Regions from separate parts of the Homo sapiens genome. Here region 1 is linked to region 2. A link is a contact called in ENCODE Hi-C or POLR2A ChIA-PET data. All regions are on one chromosome and are shown on one strand. The core of a region is the stretch at or near the end of the contact, and the rest is flanking DNA. Distances in the headings are between cores, read along the strand shown. Region 1 overlaps CACNA2D3 (calcium voltage-gated channel auxiliary subunit alpha2delta 3). Region 2 holds the start of CACNA2D3-AS1 (CACNA2D3 antisense RNA 1).

Region 1 (6,063 bases), core at 129-2,628, 88 kb after region 2:
TACTGTGGAAGCATTCACATCTGCTCTCTAGTTTGCTGTGTAATCCCATGAGTTCTCATGACTGTTAAAACCTTTTCCACTTTCCTGAAAACCTGCCTTTTGCTCCTGTCAGTTCCAGGACACAGACTGTGTCCCTTTTCATTTCTTCTCTCCTGTTTGGGCACATTATTTATCTACACCTCCTCATATGTCTTCTTCCCCATAGACTGGAGACTTTTTTGGTGAGATCGAGGGAGCTGTGATGAACAAATTGCTAACAATGGGCTCCTTTAAAAGGTAAGGGTTTTATGGTCCACTGCATTCCCCCCAAAAGTTTTCCTAAATAAAATAAAACAAGCCAAGGTCAAATAAAGCAAGCCCAGACTTGACCCTGTGGCTGGTTTTTACTTGTGTTCATGCTCCAAAAGATCTCTCTGAAATTCGATGCCTCTTGCACGAGTGTTAGAGTGTTAGAGTCTTAGAAACTCAGTTCACAATGAGTTTCCTGTTCACCCAGCAGAGCATTTATTGGAGGCCAGTATTGAAGTAGGAGGCTGCACTGTGATGTGATTATGTCAGTCTGAAGCAAGTCACTGCGAAGAAGTAGGAAAGGTTTTCACCTGGCCGGAAGGGTGGAGTGTATTTTGTCTCCTATTGATTAACCTGGGAAGCTCCCTAGAAATCTGGAACTTGGGGATGAAAGGTGGTATTTAGAGACTTCTTGATGTTGTTTTAGAAAATCAAGTGAAAATTCTCAAAATCCGCTCTTGATGGAGGTAAGTTTAAGTCTGCTTCTGGAAGAAAACCTAGATGGTGCCAAATTCCACAGGTGGCAGATACTGACTACTCATCCAGGTGTAAGAACTCTCGCTGATCCTGAATAAAGCTTGTGTAGAGCAGCTTCCTTATGGCCCCATGTCCCTCATGGGCAGGCCAGCCATGCTCTTGGGAATACCTAAACTTCTGGGAAAAGCCATCATCCCATGAGATCGGGTGTTAGAATGCCTCCCTGGGGGTCCATGCTGTCTCCCTTCCCTTGGCCTCCCAGGAAGAATGTTAGCCTTTCAAGTGGTGCTTTAATGGGCATATTTGATGCTGTTAAATATATAATGGCAGGAAATGCAAGGATGGCCCTCCAGCTTCCCTGAGAGATCCATTGCACATCGGTGGCCAGTGGGTAGGCAGGCCCCTGGTTTATTACTCTTCTGCGGCTGAATGGCTAGGAAGTGTTAGCTCAGGAAATCAGACTTTTAAGCTAGTCAACAAGACCAACTGAGCACTTTGCTGAAAGCAGGGAATTCAAAAATGATGACCCAGTGTTTGAAATTCCATAGCTTGTTTGTGCCAGAAGGGAAGAAAAAAAAAAGAAATGATATAAGAACCTGGCCTAGTGCCAGCACTTCTGCAATCTCTGACATACTTGCTTGCTCTCAGGCCTGCCTGTAGCAGATCGTCCCCTCCTGCTCCCTTCCCTTCTAAAAAAAATTCAAGTACAGTTTTCTTCTTTGCTGGGAGTCATTGTACACATGCTTGAAAACTCTGCTTGGATCTGGGCTGGAGTGGCTGTGGAGTTTTCCACCACTTCTTCAAGCTTCCTGCAGCAGCTCCTGGCCTGCCATCCACGGCACCACTGACTTTTCCTATCTTTATGTGGATGTGTGCATTTGTATCATGTTAACTTCTTTTCAACTTGGTGGGGGGAGGAGACAAAAGATGAGGAATAATCGCACACGTGTTTCTCATTTGAAAGCACATTTTTCAACTTCTTTAACAAACCTATTTTTTCCTCTCCCTCTTGGATATTCCTTTCAAACTGTTTGGTGGGAGAAAGAGAAAGGGTGTAATGGAATTTTGAACCTCTAGTCTTCTCCTTCATGTGGGTGAAGTACAGTTGGCATGAATCTAGAACTTCCTTTTACTACAAGAGTAGCCAACATATTTGAGAAAAAGGAAGGGCTGGGAACTCAGTTATTACAGCAACTGCTGTCATCCAGGAGCAAGTTGACAAACCTCCTGGGCTTCTTTGACGGGCCTCCTCACTGGGGCCAGTAGAGCATTGAGAGTTTGATTTTTGGAGTCAGACAGACTGGGGTCAAATCTAGGCTCTGACATTACCAGCTGCTTGATTTAGTCAGATTACCTCTCCAAACACTGGTTTCTCTACATGGAAAATGAAGATGACAATAATTACTTCCAAGGGTTGCTGTCAGAGCTAGTGAGATCATAGTAAGCATAAAGTTCTTAGCACAGAACTTGGCATGTATGAAGAGCTCAATTAGTTGTGAGCTGCAGCCATGATTTTTGTTGTCGATCTTTGTTCTGTCTTGAATTTGCTTTCCACTTAGCACCAGGTATTGCTTCATCTACATTTACACGTCTCCCTACAGGCTTCCTATGACACCATATGATGGGTCTCTGGTGTTGGAGGACCACAGTCCTTGCAATCACACATTTGTGCCCTTGCCTTTCCCAGCATGCAGTGCTTGCTCAGAGCATAAGGTTGACACTCCTGTCATTCAGAGAAGATCTATAGTTCAGAAGCAGTGAAAGGATATAGTTGGCTGTAACTGACAGCACTCTGGATCAGAAGTCATGCACCATATTGAATTGAGCCCACCCTCAAACATGGGTTACATGAAGCTGCGTTGCTCTGGTGCTGTGGTTAGCCCAGGTGAAACTCGAGATCAGTTTACTGTGCTGACCCCTCATCTCAGCATCTTGGACAGCACCGGGCTGGCCCTCAGTTTCTTTATCTGATAGTCTTATACCCAGTCCTAAAGAAACAAATTTCAGACCGGGTGCAGTGGCTCACGCCTGTAATCCCAGCACTTTGGGAGGCAGAGATGGGTGGGTCACTTGAGGTCAGGAGTTCAAGACCAGCCTGGCCAACAAGGTGAAACGCTGTCTCTACTAAAGATACAAAAATTAGCTGGGCATGGTGGTGTGTGCCCATAATCCTAGCTAATTGGGAGGCTGAGGCAGGAGAATTGCTTGAACCTGGGAGGCGGAGATTGCGATAAGCCGAGGTCATGCTACGGCACTTCAGCCTGGGTGACAGAGCGAGACTCCATCTCAAACAAAAAAAAGAAAGAAAGAAAGAAACAAGTTTCATGCACAAGAACTCCACAAACCATCTTCTCCAGAAAGACAGAGCTCCAAGAGGAGAGCACTACCTCCCTTCATAGCCTCCCCTTTGTTTCTCTGTCTTGGTCATTTTGCTGCCTCTCTCCAGGGAAGCAAGGTGATGCTTGTCTGGGTGACAGCAGACCTCTCCCCTGACCATTCTGACCACTCACCTCGTGACCCATTGGCTGTTCTACCTGACAGTGCCATCAGAGGGAAAGAACATCCACTTCTGGGTCTGTAGTGCAGGCAGAAGGAAAACCACTGATTTATGTGAACAAATTAACAACTTGAAAGAATTTTGAGAAAGTCTCACAGCAGCGTGTGAAACAATCTAAGAGGCAAAATTGACCACTCTTGGGCACTTTAGTTGACTCTTTGACCTGACTCTAGCCAGCTTACATATGACCTAGTATCCAGGATCCAACTCACAGACCAATAGGTTCAGCAGCATGACAGTAATAATCATGGCTGCGTTCGCTGAGCACCCACCAGACTCCAGGCTTGGCTTGTCCTTGACAGATCTTACCTCTTTGCAGGCTTTCCAGTAACTCTGAGACAGGCATAAATAGGACCAGTTGCACAATTTGCAGGGCCCAGTGCAAAATAAAAATGTGGGGCCCTGTGTTCAAAAAGTGTCGAGTATTTTTTTTTTTTTTTTTGAGACAGAGTCTCGCTTGTTGCCCAGGCTGGAGTGCAGTGGTACAATCTCAGCTCACTGCAACCACCGCCTTCTGGGTTCAAGCGATTCTTCTGCCTCATCCTCCCGAGTAGCTGGGACTACAGGTGCACACCACCATGCCCAGCTAATTTTTGTATTTTTAGTAGAGACGGGGTTTCACCATGTTGGCTAGGCTGGTCTTGGACTCCTGACCTCAGGTGATCCCCCCAACTTGGCCTCCCAAAGTGCTAGGATTACAGGTGTGAGTCATCATGCCCGGCCTCTTGCAACTATGAAGAGAAAATCTAGTCTCAAAATCCTTTCATTAGAATTTGTTTACCCCTGGTAATGCAAATTCAATGTTGTCATGTATCTAGGGAAAAGGGAGAAAATACAGCCTGTCATAGGAGTCTTCTTCTTTCAAGGTTCCTGACGGGGCCTTTGTGATACTCTGGACTTGAAATAAGAAGACTTCAGGTTGAGCACAAGATTCTCCACTGTGTGGCCATGGACGGTGTCGTCAGCCTCTCTGAGCCTGTTTCTTCATTACCAAAATAGGGATCTCAATGGATTTTCTGAGAATTAACTAAAATACAATATGTTAAAATGCTTTTCAAATTGCAAAGCCATTGCAAACAGGAGATAAGAATACCTTTTGAGTAGAGTTCCATATGTCTGAGTTCTTCTTATTTTCCAATTTTCTCCTGTTTTGTTTTGTTTGTTTGTCTTATTTTATCACTAATAACCCCCAAAGGATAGTTACTACATAGCAGTTACCTTTACAGCACAGTGTTGGGGTGATTCATGGACCTGAACTCTCTTGTGCGTTAGCATCCCTGGGGACCTTTAAAAACACTCCAAGTTCAAGCTGCAGCCCAAGAAATCGTATATTAAGTTGATTTGGGGATGTTGCCCAGGCACTTGTGCTCTTTAAAAGCTTCTCTGTGATTCTCATGTGCAGCCAGCATCAAGACACGAGGTTAAAAGCATGGTAGCAGTCTAGCTACTACGCTCTTAGGAGTCACCTGATCTTTGCAGCAAAATAGGATGAAAATAATTATTCATATACCTACAAGTGAGGGATATATGGAATGATATGTGAGTAACTGAGGTGTCCCCAGCTTAAAGGTACATACATGCCTACAGCCCACCCTCCTGAGTGTGGGCACTCAGCTTCCTTCCTGGATGTCTCCCATTGTGACCACAGGGGAGATCCCTGCAGGACACAATCAGCTGGCACAAATGAATCATATCACAAAGTGAGAGCTCCTGGCGGTCCTCTCTGATCCACAACTTCTACCTTTCTCTGTTTCCTCTGTTCTTTCTCCTCTTTTTAGACTTCTAAGCAATGTCTGAATCCGTCTCTTCCTAGAGGGAAGAGCCCCCAGCCCATCTTTTTGAGGTCAGCTTCTTGGATTATCTTCTTGTCCCTGCATCCTCCCCTTAGGGTGTGATGGGAGGGGCCCCCACCTTCAGTGTCTTGATGGTGCTTGTGTTAGTCGGTTCTCACACTGCTATAAAGAAATACCTGAACAACAAGAAAAAAAAAAAAAAGAAAAAAGCAGTACCTGAGACTGGGTAATTTACAAAGAAAAGAGGTTTAATTGACTCACAGTTCCACAGGCTGTACAGGAAGCATGGCTGGGGAGGCCTCAGGAGACTTACAACCATCACGGATGGTGAAGGAGAAGCAGGCATGTCTTCACATGGCTGAAGCAGGAGGAAGAGGGAGGAGGAGATGTGCTAAACACCTTAAAACAACGAGATCTCGTGAGCACTCACTCACTATCACAAGAGCAGTACCAAGGGGGGAAATCTGCCCCCATGATGCAATCACTTCCATCTGCCCCCATGATCCAATCTCGGCCCCACCTCCAGCATTGGGGATTATAGTTCAACATGAAATTTGGGTGAGGACACAGATCCAAACCATATTAGCACTTTACTCTCCTAGAGGCCCCTGGGGGGCACTGGAACTACTGATGCTAGGGCAAAACACTAAGCACATAGACAGCAAGGATAACACTCTGGGTTAATCTCAGGTAGGGCACCTTGCTCCAGCAAAATATCTAGCAGATTGCTAGTAAGACATGAAAAAGCAAAGGCTCTTCCACCCTTTTCCAATTCCTCTCCTCCCTTCCCCTTGTAAGTAATGTAATACATCTTGCCTGAGTTCTGCGGAGCTGGGCACCAACCTGGACATGAAGTGCCATTTGTTACATGAGAAGCACAAATATGACTTTTAGGACATTTGAGCCAGGGAGACCGAAGGGAAAGTTGAAATGAGTTCAATATGGAGC
Region 2 (6,134 bases), core at 3,571-6,070:
ACATCCTTGGGTTTTCTGATAGGATTTCTGTAGGCTTTGTTTGCTTGGCTTCAGACTTTAAGACAATTAGTTCACTAGATATACAAGGAAAAATCATTTTACCCACTCAGAATTTGACTCCCAGAGCTCTGCAAGATGTTTTTGAGTAATCTGGGGTGCACAGTGTTAAGTGAGGCCCCCTCTATACTGAGAAAGGCAAGTTGGGGTTCTAAAAGTGAACACTGGTTTTACCTGATGAAGGCTGTCGGGGTGCTCCAGGCCCACCTTTACTCTGCTGAGTGATGCATGTTCTTCTGATTCTTTTCCACTTCAAGGGACTTCCTGAAAGCTGGCGACAAGGAGAACATTTTTAACGCAGACCATTTCCCTCTCTGGTACCGAAGAGCCGCTGAGCAGATTCCAGGGAGCTTCGTCTACTCGATCCCATTCAGCACTGGTGGGTGCCCTTGTTGGAGGCGGGCTCTGTCTGTCTGGTCCAGTGGGTCTGGGCATTGTGTGCAGGGTGTTGGGGAGCTGCCTGAATGCTGAAAGGAACCAAGTTCAACCCTCAGAGCCAGTGCTGAATATTGGGTCAGCCCTGAACCAGTGACCAGTTCCATAAGAGTAATAGCCTCAAAGAAAAGGAAGGTTTTTCCTTTACCAAATTATGTAAATGTATTTCAGGAAGCAGGGCTGATGTTTTGCATCCTATGGGATTTTAATAGAAACTTGTCAGTCAGTTTTTTTAAATGTAGTCATGGCCCCACTTAGAGAAAATTCAAGCATCCCTTGCCAGAACCTTCAGTGAGTCACATCCCTGCAGAGGTCCACTGTTCCCCATTTGAACTGAATTGATTTAAACTGATATGCCGGACTAAGGACTGACTTTGTATAACCATGTGCTCTCTTGACAGGAGCCTGCAGTTACCAATGACAGGCATGTAGCCGATTAGTTTTTCAGTCCTAAGAGTTTATGATATGATAGTATAAAAAATTAAAGTCACCTGCCTCCAAAAAGAACTGAATGATGTCTTATTTCCACCAGTTTTGGAAGCAAAACATACTGGAAATGCTTCAGTTTTCCTCGTATTTTTTTTTTCTCTTGCCTCATGCATCTGGTATTTTGGGTGCTCACTCTATACTGCTTATTGCAGAAACTTGAGAGATGAAGGAAACCTAGTTCTGTAAACTTGGGTTGCTCTGGAAAGTTCAATCTGTAGTTATATTTTACATATATCAGTTCCTTTCATATTAATCTTCTACAAATATTCCTAACTCAATCCTAAGGGAAGTTCTCCAGGGTTTGTGCCCAATCCCCCTCCCTAAGGCTTGGTGCTTTGTCATTTCCATGACTGAAAATATTTTCAGAAAGGGTGCTTTTGAAATTTGTAGAAAGCAAAGAGTGCTCTTACAATTGGTTGAATGGGCTCATTAGGAAGACAGTCCCTCATCAATGGACATATTTAAGGAGAGGCTGAATGTTATTGATGAGATTCTTTGCTGCTTGGGATTTCAGACTAGATTATCTGTTAGATTCTTTTCAGGTCTAAGGTTCTTTGGGTCTGTGCTCCTTTGCTGATAGACCTGTGTGTATGCCTGCCTGTAGTTGTGTGTGCTTTCTCAAATGTAAATTTCCAGGTGTCCGAAGCTCGCTTGCTTGCTTGCTTGCTTGCTTTCTTCCTTCCTTCCTTTCTTTCTTTTTTCTTTCTTTCTTTTTCTTTTTCTTTTTTCTTTCTTTCTTTCTTTATCTTTCTTTTCTTTTCTTTTCTTTTCTTTTCTTTTCCTCTCTCTCTCTCTTCTCCGCCCCACCCCGTCTTTTTTTTTTTTGAGACAGAGTCTTGCTCCGTCACCCAGGTTGGAGTGCAGTGGCATGATCTTGGCTCATTGCAACCTCTGCCTTCTGGGTTCAAGCGATTCTCCTGCCTCAGCCTCCTCAGTAGCTGGGATTACAGGCACCCGCCACCATACCCAGCTAATTTTTGTATTTTTAGTAGAGTTGGGGTTTCACCATGTTGGCCAGGCTGGTCTCTAACTGCTGACCTAAAGTGATCCACCCTCCTTGGCTTCCCAAAGTGCTGGGACCATGCCTGGCCTGAAGCTCTTTCTTTGTGCTTGTCTGCACCACACTTTGTTGCTGAAAATATCAAGAGACAGTGAACTTTTTCATTCTGCTGCAGACCTATGAATAATAACATTGTCTTCTGTCAAGCAATCTCTTAAGACTTCCTTGTCACAATCCTCTAAAGAAAAATAATAGAACTTAGCTTGCTGTTCTTCTGATTCTGGAATCATCGAGTTAACTAAAGCTGTTGTTGGATTGGTTTTTGGTAACTGGGATTTTCACCAAACTTTCAATGTAATGGTATAATGAAGTGAGTTTACCTTGTTCATGACAAAGTTACAGATGACGTAACATCTTAGGACATTTCATAACCCCCTTAGAGTCCGGGAAAATCTTAAAAATCACCAACTGCAAGTCTCTGTGGTGGAGCTCTCTCTGATTTTCTCTGCTATGTGTTGAATACCTGTACAAACTAGAAAAGAAACTGGTTTTTATTGCTGCTTAAACTTGGGCCAGGAGAAAATTTCTCATTACTTTGGTCCTAAGTGTATTCATATTCAGGTTTGACTTTTCCCTGCTTCTCAATTCAATTGGATTTCATCCAACTCACTTTCATTGAGCACCTTTTAGCAGGTGGGCATTGGACTAAATTATTAACTCCAGGCATTCAGAATTTGTGCTCAGTATCTTTTAATTCGTGGATATTGGAACCATTGCTGGTAATTGAAAATCTCTTAATACTAATGCCATATTGTTACCAGAATAATAATAGTTTGGAGTGAAGATTATGCTCTAGCTCTATCCCTGTTTAGAATAATTTTGCCCAGAAAAACTGGGCTCGAAATTACAATTTTATAGATCAGTAAAGATTTAACCAATGAATCAGAGCTAAAGTTGCCAACTTGTAAAATAATTTCAAAGCCCTCATACAGCTCTTCATGGTTATATTTAGACAGGCAGTGTAAATATGACCACTGACACAAGTAAACACTGCAATTTGAAACCACAGATTACCAAAAAATGTGGTCCCTCGATGGTGGTCAATGGTTTCGATGTGAAGAGGCTGGATGTTCCCCAGTGCACTGGTGGTCATAACTCAACTCGCCAATTCCTTCAGCTGGGAGGACTCGCAGCACTGCACTCATGGCCTGGCAGCGTAGGCAGAGCATCCACACCTCAGAGGACTCTGGGGCCTGGGACCAAGCCCCAGAACAATTTGCAGAATTGGTGACTGTAGACCGATATGATTACTCTCTTAACGTGTACACTGTAATTATCTTCATTTTTGTTGTGGTGTTTTTTCTTTTCACAGGACCAGTCAATAAAAGCAATGTGGTGACAGCAAGTACATCCATCCAGCTCCTGGATGAACGGAAATCTCCTGTGGTGGCAGGTAAATAATTGATTGAATCCATGAAGACAAAGTAAGCATGGCGCCCATTCATCCGGCCAGTGGGCTACTTCTGTGAGGCACGCTTATCCTCCAAAAAGGTTTTCAAAGGAGAAAACAATTTTAAATTACTTCCTTCTCAGCTTGGTGTCATCTCCTTCAAACCAAGACTCTGACAGCTGGTGGTGGTTGATGTGAAAACAGAAAACTTTCCCAGCGTTTCTATCCTTAAACTCTGAGCCAGTAAGAAATTGTCAGTACTTGCCGAGGAGAATTTCTTGATGGTAGGTAGCATGTTCATTCAAAGTAAACTCCAGATCTCCAGCTTCTGTGTCATTAGGATGACAGTGGGCATACAAGGAAATTGCAGGTTTGTTTTAGGCAAACACAAACTGAAATGTGCCCTTCTCCAGAGAGACTGAGATTTTCATCCCCCTAATCCCCCTGGGGAATTAGAGTTAGCTGTATCTGCAGGTGCTGTGTTTGGGACCAGGGGAAAGCCAAAATATTATATGACTGAGAGTCTTGAATTGTCAAAGAAGTCCCGTTTCTGGCTTTTTCCATTTCTCTCACTTTTTAGGAGTGTCAGCAGCTGTCTGTGGATGGCTAGGGGCTTTCATTGGTGGCATTTGGCCTAAAGGGCTGGCAACTACCAAAAAGCCCTCTTTGAAGACAGATGCTGACATAAAAACAAGGCCCGAGGGTGTGTCTGGCACATGGTTTATTCTGATCACTTTGGAGCCATTGGTTGATGGGTGGGTGATATGCTCCAAGCACCATCCTGGTATTGGCTGGGTTTACTAAAGAGAGCGATTTTTGTTTTCCAGCAGTCTCCCTCAATAAGTTGTACTTTAGGGTGACTTAACATCCACTTCTGTGTCTTCACACACTGAATATTTGTGGGAAGGAGTATAAATGGAGCAGATGGAGGAGACCTGTTTGAAGTGGTTGTTCTTTGGCGAGGAAATACTGCTTTTTTCCCCCCACTTTATTTCTTACTTGGCCTGTGTATAATTGTATTAGTAGGGTTGAAAGATCTGGGGGTAGTTGCCCTGGTTATTCCTGAGTTACTGGGTGTGACAAGGATGACAGCCTTATGTATCTGACCTGTGGCTCATCTTGAACTAAGCAGACCTATTCTTAATCAGCCAGGAGATATGGGCTCTGAGGATTCACAGTTGCTGTCTTCAAATTTTGTCACTTAATGTCTCATGTTCCTTGAGGAAAGTGGGAGACGGGATCATTTAACTCAACAAGATTTACTTATGCTTAAAGGAGGTCAGGCTTGCTTACCTCCAGGCTGGTCCAGCGAGCTAATTCTGAAGGCATGTTGTCTCCCGGGAGCTGAGGCCACATGCAGCAGCTGTCAGTGACATGGTCTGGCCAGAATATCTGGTTGTCTGTTTGAAATTTCTTTTTAAAACCCTTTCTTTGGGTTTCTAGTTTAGTCATCATGAAGGATGAGCCCTAAGGTCACTGTGCCTGTCCCAGCCACCTCTGTCCAAGTTTACAAACTATGCTCACATGTTTCCAAATGCCTTACATTTCATAAATGCCTGTTTGGCTGAGTATAGGTGAAACGTGGTCTGAGCCTGAACACTGTGTATCCAGTCTAGAGAAGAACGTGCACTTTCCAAATGCTATGCCAGTCTATTGTCGAGTTGCATCGCTGGCCATAGACCACAGGCAGGTCACGAGACACAGTTTGGTCCACCCTGAGTGGGTGGAGAAGGCACCCTCCTATTTACTGCTTCTCTGTGTATGCCAAATGGCCCCCATTTTCAGAAGATAATTACAGAGCAAGGCCAAGAAGCAAGGTCATTTAAAGAACCGTATTTAGTCCTTACCTTTTAGAATTGGTGACTGTTACCCTTTTTCAAACTTTGGTAGACGTAAGATAAAACAGAATTGCTTGGTTTTGATGTTGAAGACTGCTGTGGATGCAGCCCCACGAAGGCAGTGACCTCAAGAAGACCTCTCTGTCTCCAAAAATAGAGCGGCCTCTTCAGCACCCCCTCCCCAAGTTTTCCTGACTCTGACTCAACCATCATATCACTGTGTGATTAGGTTTGGTAACTTTCCTCTGTGTATTTTCCTCAAATTAAGTAGACACTGTTTACCACTCTAAAATTAAAAAGGCCATTTTAATTGGGGAAGAAGCCTTGTTTTGGCAGATGAAGATGAATATGTGAGCAGGCTTTTCTCCCATCAGTGTGCCCCAACAGCAGATGGGAGACAGCCGACTGGCAGGAATGTTAGGTCTCAATGAAATCCTTGTGTTAAAGTGGAACTCTTCTGAAAGAAGAGGTGTACAACTATGCAAATAATTATCAAGGACTCCTTGGAAAGGCCAGCTTCGCTCCCAGGCCTGACCTGGTCATCTCATGTTCATTGGCTATATATGTCTGGGGTAGAAAGAGGTTTTTTTGTTTCATTTTCTTGTTTTTTGTTTTATTCTCTTCTTTCTCTTTTGTGTGTTTTCTTTTTTAAACAAAAACATTTAGATACTCATCTGTCAATGACACCTTTGAAGAAAGGCCAGTCAGACTGGGCAAGATTCCATTTGTACGCCAGCCTTGGTGCATAAATGGGCCCCATCCATCTTCCCGGCCTATGACATTGCTTACAGTCCTTCTCTTGAGAAGCCTGCCAACTCTCCAGCTGCCACCAGTGTGCTGCATTTTCTTAATTGCTTTCCCACTG

Evidence for each region. Hi-C counts contacts between places; a loop is a spot of excess contacts on that map. ChIA-PET counts read pairs that join two places held with the same protein, here RNA polymerase II (POLR2A). Pooled maps may share reads with other maps.
Region 1: a loop to region 2 is called in a map of MCF 10A, with 2.0 times the contacts of the local background. The contact joins the enhancer-like site here to the promoter of CACNA2D3-AS1 in region 2. A Hi-C loop is called at or near these places in 3 of 168 maps with a recorded cell type or tissue (MCF 10A, PC-9 and chondrocyte) and 2 of 50 pooled maps. POLR2A ChIA-PET finds 5 or more read pairs at or near these places in 3 of 52 experiments (IMR-90, MCF 10A and PC-9).

Annotation. Positions count from the first base shown.
Region 1 is chr3:54,987,478-54,993,540 of GRCh38, forward strand. CACNA2D3 (calcium voltage-gated channel auxiliary subunit alpha2delta 3) reads left to right here. Exons shown (of 38, transcript NM_018398.3): 31 at 206-276. Among named protein-coding and RNA genes, the nearest start is that of LRTM1, 62 kb to the left of the region's middle. Within about 2 kb of position 1,379, at least 4 of the 41 ENCODE cell types and tissues checked have a DNase peak (open chromatin) inside an H3K27ac peak, as active enhancers do.
Region 2 is chr3:54,896,435-54,902,568 of GRCh38, forward strand. CACNA2D3-AS1 (CACNA2D3 antisense RNA 1) reads right to left here and starts at 4,821. Exons shown (of 7, transcript NR_046666.1): 1 at 4,725-4,821; 2 at 232-524. It overlaps CACNA2D3 (calcium voltage-gated channel auxiliary subunit alpha2delta 3), which reads left to right. Exons shown (of 38, transcript NM_018398.3): 26 at 315-436; 27 at 3,354-3,434.